2 separate regions of the Homo sapiens genome follow, and region 2 is linked to region 1. Evidence: chromatin loops called from intact Hi-C (ENCODE). Cell type or tissue: tibial artery. All regions are shown on one strand. Links, peaks and the distances in the headings refer to the core of each region. The heading gives the core; the rest is flanking DNA. Region 1 has its middle 63 kb from the start of FHL5. Region 2 has its middle 77 kb from the start of GPR63.

Region 1 (5,389 bases), core at 122-5,121:
CTCAAAGTAGATGTTTTAGGCATTGCATAGCTTTTTGTTAAGCCAGACCATCCTAAATATGCCTGCCAAATTTGGAGTCAATCTGTCCAAGTTTTGTATCATGTGTGTACAGACAGCTAGAAATGCAATTGTACTTACTTTGATTAAATCTCAAAATGCATTCTCTGTGTTCCTCAAAAATGCAGCCAATTTTACTTTAACCTACGCTGAGTATGTGTAGCTTTGGACATATTAAATTATTTTATCATACCAGAACAGCATTTATGGGCTGCCTCAATCCTCCCATGGTACAGCATTTCTCTTGTTCTTCCTTATTAAGCTTCCTATTTTTTTTTTGACACTTTCACCTTTCCTGTTCCAGTGTTCTCCTTCTCTTAATGTGCACTAATTCCTAGTGGATATAAGTTTAGGATATTAACATAATTACTTCGGATGGAATTCTAGAAAATAAACATCTAGGCATTTCTTTATCCATTTACCTGGTCCTTAACTAGCACCCACACTTTTCTTGCCTGATGCCCCAGTATTAAACTCAATATGTAGCTTCTAAGAACAGAAATACAAGTCCACAGCTAGAAAATGTTCAGAGACAGATATTAAAACTGGGAGAAATAAAAACTCTCTGGGTATTGAAACTTTAATTCTCATTCTTAGGTTTTTCATAAAATCTTCTATTATCTCTCATAAGAAGTATGTTTCTAGCTGCCAGTATGAGGCTTTTGTCAGTTTATGAGGAGAGTAATATCAAAACCCACAACTGCTTTGATTCTCAAAAGAAATATTAAAGACCTTTAGTTTGTAATCATAATGTACAATAATTGTTGAAAATCTTCAGCTAGTTATCTTCTTTGTGAATAATTGTTACCTTAAAGTGACAACAATCTCCCTTTCAAATACATCTGAAGCAAATGCAGGCAGGTGTAGGTGATGTTGTCTTAGCTTTCTTTACCTCCCCCAGTAAGAACCTCCAGCACTCTCCATGTCCCTAGGAATATGAAATGCGCTTGCCTTCATTTTCTACAATAATCTAATAAACTGGTACTTTAAATTATTCTCATTGTACTGATGAGGAATTTGAGGTTAAAAGAGGGACAATAATTGGCTCGAGTTATTACAATACGTATGGATCTGATTCCAGAGTCTATGATATCAGTGATGCTATTAATACAAATACATGGTGCCACCACTCTCTGCAGAAAGCCTAGTGTTACCATTTCCCCTTTCCCACATACCCACTTCCTGCTGGTCGCAGGTCTTGTTTCACTTGTTGAATGTCTCTTAAGACTGTTTTCTCCTTTTCACTGCCATGGTTCAAGCTTCATTACCTCTCATCTAGATGCTTTAAATTATCTCCTGTTAAAACATGTTTTTGTATCTCCATGGCCTCATCCTTTCATCTATCCTACACCTTTCCTCCACCAGATCAATATTTCTTAATTAGCATCTGATTATGGCTTCATCTTGCTCAGCAGCCTTTACTGGCTCTCCATTAGTTCACCTCCAAAATCTGGCCTCATGGCTCTTCGTAGGCTACTCTATCAGCATTTTTCCCCACTAGAATAGGTACCTCTGAGGATGGAGTCTTTGTCTATTCTATTCACCATCAAATATGCATTGCCTAGAACAAAACCTAGTACAGAGAAGGTGCTGAAATAAGTGTTGGGTGAAAGAATGAAGAAACATTCTGCTTTAGCCATATCTTATTACTCATTGCTCCCAAAATAAATAAATACTGGATTTTCTTCAACTTGGTTCTTTTGCTCAAAATAGTCTCCTACCTGGGTAGTCCTCCCTATCATCGCCATTTATGCAATTAATTCCAAATTAAAATTTAGCCATTTATCACTCACAAGTCAACCTTTCCAGCTGGAAATATTCACCCCCTCCTATGTATTTATGACAATTCTCATATCATACTCATTATATTTGCTTTGAGTTATATAGTTAATTATCCTATAGTCATCTGAAACTATTGATTCAAAATAGGGCAATGTCTCATTCAGCATTGTATTTCCCATAATGTTGGGTATAAAATAAGCTTAAATAAATGTTGAGTTTTAAAATTGAATTGAGTCACAGGACAAGTCACTTCTGAATTTCTTCCTCAAAACTGGTAAACATTGATACACATGTAAACAATAATGATAAAAGCATTAATAACACTGAACACCAAGGACTGCATGAATTTCATTCCTCCAGTAGCCTTATGCAGTATATACTATCATTACCAGATAGGAAAACTGGAGCACAAAGAAGTTAAGTTCTCCAAGATCCCACAGTTATTACAAGAAGGCCAGAGTTTTAAGTAAGAGGTTTGGCTTTAGGGCCAAACCATGCTCTTAACCTTGGACACTACGACCTCCAAAATTAGAAAGGAGAAACTTTAGAAAGAGCCAAATATAAGCACAATTGATCCTTATTACAGGCCTCTAAGTAGGCAAACATTTAGAAATGGAGCATGCTGGATTTATATTTTGTGTGTCCACATTTTTTAGCAACTTCTTTTTTTTGAGATGGTCTGGCTCTGTCACCCAGGCTGGAGTGAAGTGGCGCTATCTCAGCTCGCTGCAACCTCTGCCAACCGGGTTCAAGCGATCCTCCTACCTCAGCCTCCCGAGTAGCCCAGACCACAGGTGTGCGCCACCATGGCTGGCTAATTTTTGTATTTTTTGTAGAGATGGGGTTTCACCATGTTGACCACACTTGTCTCCAACTCCTGGGCTCAAGCAACCCATCTGCCTTGGCCTCCCAAAGTGCTGGAATTACATGTTTGAGCCACTGTGCCCCATCATTCTAGCAACATTTTAAAAGGAGGCATAATTTTATTCACATTAAAAGAATCAATCAATAAAACCAATGAAAGAATAAATTTGAGGAACTGTTTGTGGAAAAGTAGTTGTTTTACTAACAAAAAAAAAGTGGCAGGATACTTAGAAGTCATAGTTTCATGAAAATGCGATTTTTTAAAAAAAAAAGTAAACGTATGGTTTATTCTTTGAATTATCCACTAGATGGCAGAAAATTGTTACTGTCCAAAGCACTATTACTGTATTAGTCCAGGCTCCTTTCTAAGCTCCAGAAGTTATGCAAATTGCTTTCACCTCTACCCCTGCAATGCTAGCCTTTTCACAAGTGGCATTTTAAAACACATCAGTATTTTTAAGCTGGGAAAGAAAAATCAGAGGTTTCAGAGTTATAAATATTAGGTATGAGCATACTAATTATATGTTTGTGTTACTCTGCTCTAACACAGAAGGAACAGATGCACAGACATGTTGGGAGAAGGGCTGAGAGCCCACATAGAATGATCTATCCAGATGCCAGATATTAGAGTTAAGCTGAAAAGCCTCCAGTAGGACAGTTTCCTGTAACTTGTAAGTCATGGTTTTCATCCCTCTTAGCATATTAGATTTGCCTGGGGGCCCTACCCCAGGCCCAATTCTCTGGTGGTGGAACCTGGACATTGGCAGTTTTTTCAAGCTTTTTAACTATAAAATAAGAGAAATAGACTAAGCAATTATAGTATTTTCTTCCAGGTCTAACATTCTAGGATTGAAGTCTAATAGCATATTTATTACTATAAGCTTCATAAGCACAAGCACAAGAACTAATTCTGTTCTGGATCCTTTATGAACATAAATTCAGTTAATTTACACACAGTGAAAGACCTTAGGGAAAAACTAGACACAGAAAGGTTTCATAACTTGCCCAAGGCTATGCTGTAAGAGAGAAAGTCAAGACAGATTTGACCCAGTCAAGCCTGAATATATAACACTATGCCAAAATTCCCATAAACAGTGGATCAACTTATAAACAATATCCATCTCTCTATCTATAACTAAAATTATACCTGCACTTACCATAATGGTCTCTACCTTATTATTTAATCTTGCAGCTGCTGAGCTGGTTGAAAAATTGGCATAACATATCTGTGAACAGCGATGTAACAGACCAACTCTAAAACAATCAGTACATTTGGGTGTACTATTGTTTTTCTGGGCGAAATTGTACTTGAACTCAGAAACTCTGGTATTTTGCAAAAAAGAAGAGTATTAGAAAAGTACTTAATAGAATTTTCAAGAGAATTCTAATTGAGTAAATCTTATAAACATCTTTTAACATATATTTTGATTCCAGGGCTCATAGAGACTAATAAAACCAAGTTCTGTCCATAATCTCTCCTCTCTTTTTAGAGCCTCACCTTTTTTCTGGCATATGAACATATAGGTCTCTTGATCCAGCAGGAAGGGATTCTGCAGAAACACATAAAAGTTTAGTATAAATTCTTCTACACTCACCCTGTCAAGCTGAATTCCCTGAAGCTTTTCCCTGGAAAGTTAAAACATTTTGCCAACATTGCTTGCCCAATGAAGACCTAGGGGGTCAGAGGTGAGTAGTGAGTATAATGTACAGTTGCTTTGTAGTTCTGAATGATTTGCCTTTGAGAAAAGTAATAATGTTGATGAGAACTGACTGGCTTTAAGGGTGACCATTATATTATTTTTGAGCTTTTTATGATGGAAAATTTCAAACATATTCAAAAGTAGAGTGAGTGGTATAATACACACGCAAGTAGCCATCACCCAGATTCAAACATTATCTCCCACTCAATCTTTTTGCTATACTTCCACATATTCCCTCCTACTAACACAAGCATTACTTTGAAGCAAATCCAAGACATATTATTTAATCTATAAAATTTTGGTATGCATGTCTTAAAGTAAAAGCGTCTTTTAAAGAAGAGATAATCATTATATGATATTTAAAGTAATAATTACATTTGAAGAATGCATTTTATCCAGATCCCATTTATTATTGAATGCCCTGACACTGGGGAGTGTGAGTGGCATGGAGGAATTAAATTTTATTTCCAGAAAGTAATTTATCAGGCAAATTTTAATCAACAAGAGTATAAAGGGCCTCATGACTACATCAAAGTTTACTCCATTTTCCCCTAGCACTTTTTCCAAACTTTAGACTATGTTTTATTCTTGTCAAATAGTTGTAATCTCCTTATTAACAATTTAGTTTTAGAAAAAAGTTGTTTCTTCTGATTAAATGTCAGTAGCATATACTGTGTGAAATACCGAAATACAGTGATTTAACAAGCCACAGAAGTTTCCTCTATGTCCCAAAGGCTGTAGATTGAGTGGTAATTTTTAACCTGTGGAGAAACTTTCATCATAACTGGGGACAATGCAATGGAGGGAGACTGACCTTGGAGGAAGGGCACTCAAAAGGTGGTAACCACAACAGATACAACAGATATTTGGACTCGGACTTTCCCTCTTGAAGAAAATTGGATCGGCATTAAGTCTGTCTCCCTAGACAAAGTTTTTTAATCTGTAGCTAACTGGTCCGTGAAGTCCTGGAGGTAGGGGCCACAGCA
Region 2 (5,389 bases), core at 100-5,099, 130 kb after region 1:
GCCTGAAGGAGGGGGAAGAAAAACAGCTCAAATGTTTGAGGTTTGCCAGTCTTGCTACTGGTGAGCAGGATTTGGAATGGAAATAGTGGCACAAAGAACATAGATTTGGGAGGATAAGCCTCGCAGTACAATTTTACTTTTTAAACAATGTGCCTTTATTCCTTTAACAATAATAAAGGTTCACTTTTTAAAAGGCAATGTAAATAATCACATTAACAATTTAAAGAAGAAACACCATATATTATTATTTCTATGTACAGAAAAAGCATTTAGTAAAATTCAACATCCAGCCACGTTAAAATGTCCTAGAAAAATAAGAATAGAAGATAACTTTCTTAACTTGATAAAACCCTGATATGGTTTGGATCTGTGTCCCCACCAGATCTCATGTTGAACAGTAATCCCCAGTATTGGAGGTGGGGCCTGGTGGGAGGTGACTGGATCATGAGGGTGGTCTCATGAATACTTTAGACCATCCCCTTGGTGCTGTTCTCCTGGTAGAGTTCTTAGGAGATCTGGTCGTTTAAAAGTGTATAGCACCTCCCTCTTCTCTGCCTCCTGCTCTAGCCATGTGAAATGCTGGCTATCCCTCTGCCTTCTGCCCATGATTGTAAGTTTCTCCCCAGAAGCTGAGCAGATGCCAGCATCATGCTTCCTATACAGCCTGTGGAACCATGAGTCAATTAAAACTCTTTTTTAAAATATATTATCCAGTCTCAGGTATTTCTTTATAGTATTGCAAGAACAGACTAATACAAAGACATTTACCACAAACCTACAACAAATATCATCATATTAATAAAACATTATTGAGCATTTACTAAGTGTCAGACAATAACAATCCTTTGAGATAAATTTATTATACTCATTGGCATATGAGTATACTGAGGCACAGAAACATTCAGTAACTAATCCAACTGTTGCATAGGGAGTAAGTGGCCAAGCCAGGATTTAAATTCAGGCTGTCTAGATCCACCACCCACACTGTTAAGGGCTAAACTATACCATCTTTCATACTGGAGAAAAGTTAGAGTCACATGCTTTGACGTCACAAAAAAAGCAAGGATGCCTGATTTCACAGCTTCTACTCAACATTACAAAGCTCCTACAGGGTGTTGTATGAAAATAAAAATAAAAGTATAAAGATTTAAATGGAAAAAACAGGCTGAGGGCAGTGGCTTATGCCTGTAATCTCAACAGTTTGGAAGGCTGAGGCAGGAGAATTGCTTGAGCCTAGGAGTTCAAGACCAGCTTGGGCAACATAGGGAGACTCTGTCTCTACAAAAAATAAAAAAAATAGATGGATGTGGTGGTGTGCCCGGGTAGTGCTATCTACCAGGAACCCTGTCTCTATTCCAAAAAAAAAAAGGATAAAAACAGAACTACCATTATTTTCAGATATGATTGTCTACATAGAAATTGAAGATAATCTACAAAATGTTACAACTAATAAGAAAGTTCTAAAATGGGTGCTAAGTATAAAATCAATATAAAATTCAATTCATCTTTCTATACATCAGTGACAATCAGAAATGTAATTTTATAATATACCATAACCAAGAGAAATAAAATCTATAATTTATCTATTAGTAAATCCAAGAAAAAGGATATAAGATCATTATAAAGAAATTTATAAGGCTTTATTGAGAGCTATGAAATTGTACAAATAAATGAAGCTATGCAACGTTCACAAACAGGAAGAACTGGTATTAGAAAGATGCAAATTCACCCCCATATTGATCTCTAACTTCAATACAATAACAATCAAAATTCTCCCAGAAATTGTTATGGAGCTTGATACACTAATCCTATAGACCATATTATATACATTTATTTAATAAAAGTTAAAAATTCTGCATGGTAATGATAGACATCAACTGTAGGAATGATGAAGGCTTCAGTTAAAATTGTAACATTTCATTCCTTAAGAAAAAGATTTCACAACCTGAGGCAAATATGGCAAAATGTTAATGTATGTTAAATCTGTGTAGTTAGTATGTGAGTTTTTATTATAATATTTTCTGAACTTCTCTCATTTTGAAATTTTGCATAATTTAAATATTTTTAGAAGGAAAGTCAGTGATGTTGAGTGCTGCTGTGAGAACAAATAAGATAACTGCTAAATCATCCCTTAGATTTGCTATCATAGACATCACAGCTGACTTTAGCAGGAGCTGATGATGTGAGATGAAGGGGCCAGAACATGACTGAATTGGGTTGAGAAATCAGTACCATAAGTAAATGAAGACAGTGAATATAGATCAGGTCATTAAAAAGCCCATTTTTTTTAACTAATTCAACAAAAATGAATTGAAAGTTGTTTTTATGGCACATAAAGCTTTGTAAAACCATCTCTGTTCTCAAAGAGCTAACATTTTGGTGAGGCTGTTTTATCAGTCATCTTCTCACCCTTGGTGGCATGTCTACTCTGAAGGCTCTGTGGCATCGTGGTGTGGGAGAGGGGTCTGGCCTGCAATGGTCCTGAGCTGGCAGCAGGAGCCATGCTCTCTGGTTGCTGCCTTCAGTCCCACTGACATCCTTGGGACATTTGTGATTCTAATGCATTTCCAGTCCCATGGCTTATGCTGCCATCCACAGCTGAAACTTTTTATCACAACCACGAAGCACTTTGTCATCTTCTAGTCTTCTTTCATCCTTCATCATTTCCCAGGATGTGGCAGGAGGCTAGGCAACTTTCAGGTGCTTTTTAATGTCAGGGTGGAGCTTACTAAACTTGCAGAGAGTGCTACATCAACCTAAAATGGCTTCCTTTCCATGTTACTGCTGTCTGGAGAGTCAGCCTGGGTGGGTAGAGGTGAAGAGGTCCCAGGTCTCCTTCCAATGCGCACTCACCTGCGCCAACCTGTCTTGCTTTTTGCTCCAACTATCCACTGTCCTTAGCTCAAGGAACCTATTTTAGGCAAGAGAGAGGAGCAGCAGGGAGTCACTCTTTTTCTATGTAGTTCTGTATTCCACCAAGATTAAGGCTGTTGAACTTCAGAGCTAAACATCAGTGTTTCTGTTCTCTAGTTCCTTCTCCCTACCATCATCAGTATTTTATTATTAAAATGTTCAAACATACAGAAAAGTTGAAAGAATTTTCCAATGGACACCCACATACTTACCATCTGGCTTCTACAATTAACATTTTGTCCAACTCTCTTTATCATATATCTATCCTCCATCAGCCTGTCATTATTTTTTAATGCATTTCAAATTAAATTTGCAGAGATCAGTACACTTTACCCCTAAACCTGCAGCATGCACATCATTAACTAGAGCTTAATAATTATTTATAGTTATTTTAGGCAAAATTTTTACGTAGTAAAATCACAAATATTAATGCACTATACAATGAGTTTTGACAAATGTCCATACCTGGGTAAATACATTCCCTGCTCATCCACTGAAACAGCTACCTCATACCCATTCATAGTCAAAACCTGCCCCCTCACCAGACCATTTTTAAGAAGGGTCTAGAAAGTTCCTCTCCTGGAATTTTCCCACTACTAGAAACATGATCCCTTCTCTACTATAATCTCTCTTCTCATGAGTCCTGAGTACTTCTAGTGGAGAGAGAAGATGGCTGCAAATGAAATTCTACGATTCCTGCAGAGAGCAGGGTAGTAAGCATGCCTCCTTCAGAAATTTCATTTCCACCCTCCCCAACTAATCCTTTGGCTTATTTTCAATCTGCCCCAGACCCAAAGGCTTATAGATTTTCTCACCCATATACCATTGCATACAAAATTTCATGTGATAAGGTGAAAAGCCCACACTCTAAAAGGGAGTCTCCTTTGACTTCCTCAAACTACACCGTATCTGCAGAATATATAAATGTACAGCACACTTCTTAATAATGCATTTTCACTAGAAATGTTTACATTTGTGGCCCATTCTCTGTCCCTAGGTAAATCAATAACCAAATCATCCACATTAGTGTTTATGTTACAGGATCTTTGGAGTGTCGCTTTTCTGGCCAGAATCCTGTGGCTCGTGGTGCCTTTGCCCAAGTTTTGCTCATGCCTGCTGGGCTCGTTCTGCCCACTCGGCCTAGCAGGCTGCACTCGGCTCATGCTACCAGCCTGGATCCCATGCCTCCAAGGAAGTCTTTGAGTCAGGCATGGAGCGGCAAGGGGTGGATGAGGGAGTGTGAGGTCTGGCCGCTGCGCCGTCAGATATGCCGGCTGCTGCCGCAGGGCAGTCAGCTCCAGGTCCCGGCATGGGTGCCGGCTCTCTGAAAGGCTGTGGCTGGACCAGGTGCACCACAAGCAGCTTCCCCAGCTGGCACTGGGGAATGCGGTGGCACCTGAAAGCTTGGAGATGCCAGGAACTGCAGGGCCCCAAAGAGGGAGTCACAGCCCTGGCTCCAGGAGCTCCCAGGTCTGGGCTCCCCAAAGGGCTGCAGCTCTTCTCTCCTTCTTTTCGCCCACAACGTGGTGAGCAAGGGGCATGTTGCAGCACTGTTTGTGTGATAGCTCTTTTAGCCTCACCATTTGGCAGTTCCCAAGTTCTTGTCCTGCACGCAGGAAGAATGAGGTACACAGGCAAGTGAAGGGTGAGCAAGACGAAGCTTCTAGCAGAAAGGGTAGCTCCTCTTTGCAGGCAGGTCGTCCTAACAAGTGTTCAGCTCCCAGGAGAAAGGGTAGCTCCTCTCTGCAGCTTGTCATCTGGTTGTCTGCCCTGCTCTGGGTGAGGCCAGGGCTTTTATGGGCCTCAGAGGGGGAGAAGTGCATGCTGATTGATCCATGGGCAACCACGGGTGGGCCCAGAAAAGGCACCACTCTGGTCCACAGGACTGGCAGCCCAGCCCCCAGCCTTCAGGCCCTCCTTTGCATCCAGCTACCCTCAGTCCTCCCTCAGCTTCCCCCATACCCTGTGCTCGTCAGCATGCAAAGTCCAGAGAAGACTGAGGCAGCAGGGGACTGGTATGTCAGCACTGCCCTGAGTGTGCACACACCCAGCCAGGCTTTAACGGTGCCCAGGCTCGGCCCCTAGTCTGCTCTAAGATCAGAGTGGGCACCGGGAGCAGGGAGAGGCCAAGCAGTGGGACCAGACACGCCAAGCCTTCAGGGTCAAGGGGGGTCTTCCTGGGACCCCAAGGGTGCAGACTGCAGAGACGCCTGGGTCCTGTGCCTGGGAAAGTGAGGCTCCCACCCACTCCATGGAGTTTGCAGGCAGCCTCAGCTATGCCTTCCCACTGCAGCCAGCGTGATGACAACAGCCACTCCAGACGGCCCACTGCTGCCATCATTTACATCCTCTTTTTGGCCTCTTCAAGAATATGGTCATCTCGTTTCCTCCCAAACAAATGAATCATAGAATAAAAACCCAGTATGCTTTCTATTTAGGAGGTGAGGTAGCACTGAAGGTAGTGCCTAGCTCTACC

What was found. Hi-C counts contacts between places; a loop is a spot of excess contacts. Peaks named below come from ENCODE experiments on the same cell type or tissue, not always from the same donor. Only the 100,000 strongest peaks of a DNase experiment are listed, where the experiment ranks them.
Region 2: a loop joins it to region 1, with 4 times the contacts of the local background. A loop is called at or near these places in 14 of 110 quality-filtered maps.

The regions. Positions count from the first base shown.
Region 1 is chr6:96,623,919-96,629,307 of GRCh38, forward strand. No RefSeq gene overlaps it. Among named protein-coding and RNA genes, the nearest start is that of FHL5, 63 kb to the left of the region's middle. In tibial artery, for the core only: a CTCF peak has its summit at 3,008 (motif pointing right); no DNase peak of the experiment used is centred there; H3K27ac peaks cover 3,643 bases.
Region 2 is chr6:96,757,798-96,763,186 of GRCh38, forward strand. No RefSeq gene overlaps it. Among named protein-coding and RNA genes, the nearest start is that of GPR63, 77 kb to the right of the region's middle. RefSeq lists an enhancer at 4,447-5,021. In tibial artery, for the core only: a CTCF peak has its summit at 2,531; no DNase peak of the experiment used is centred there.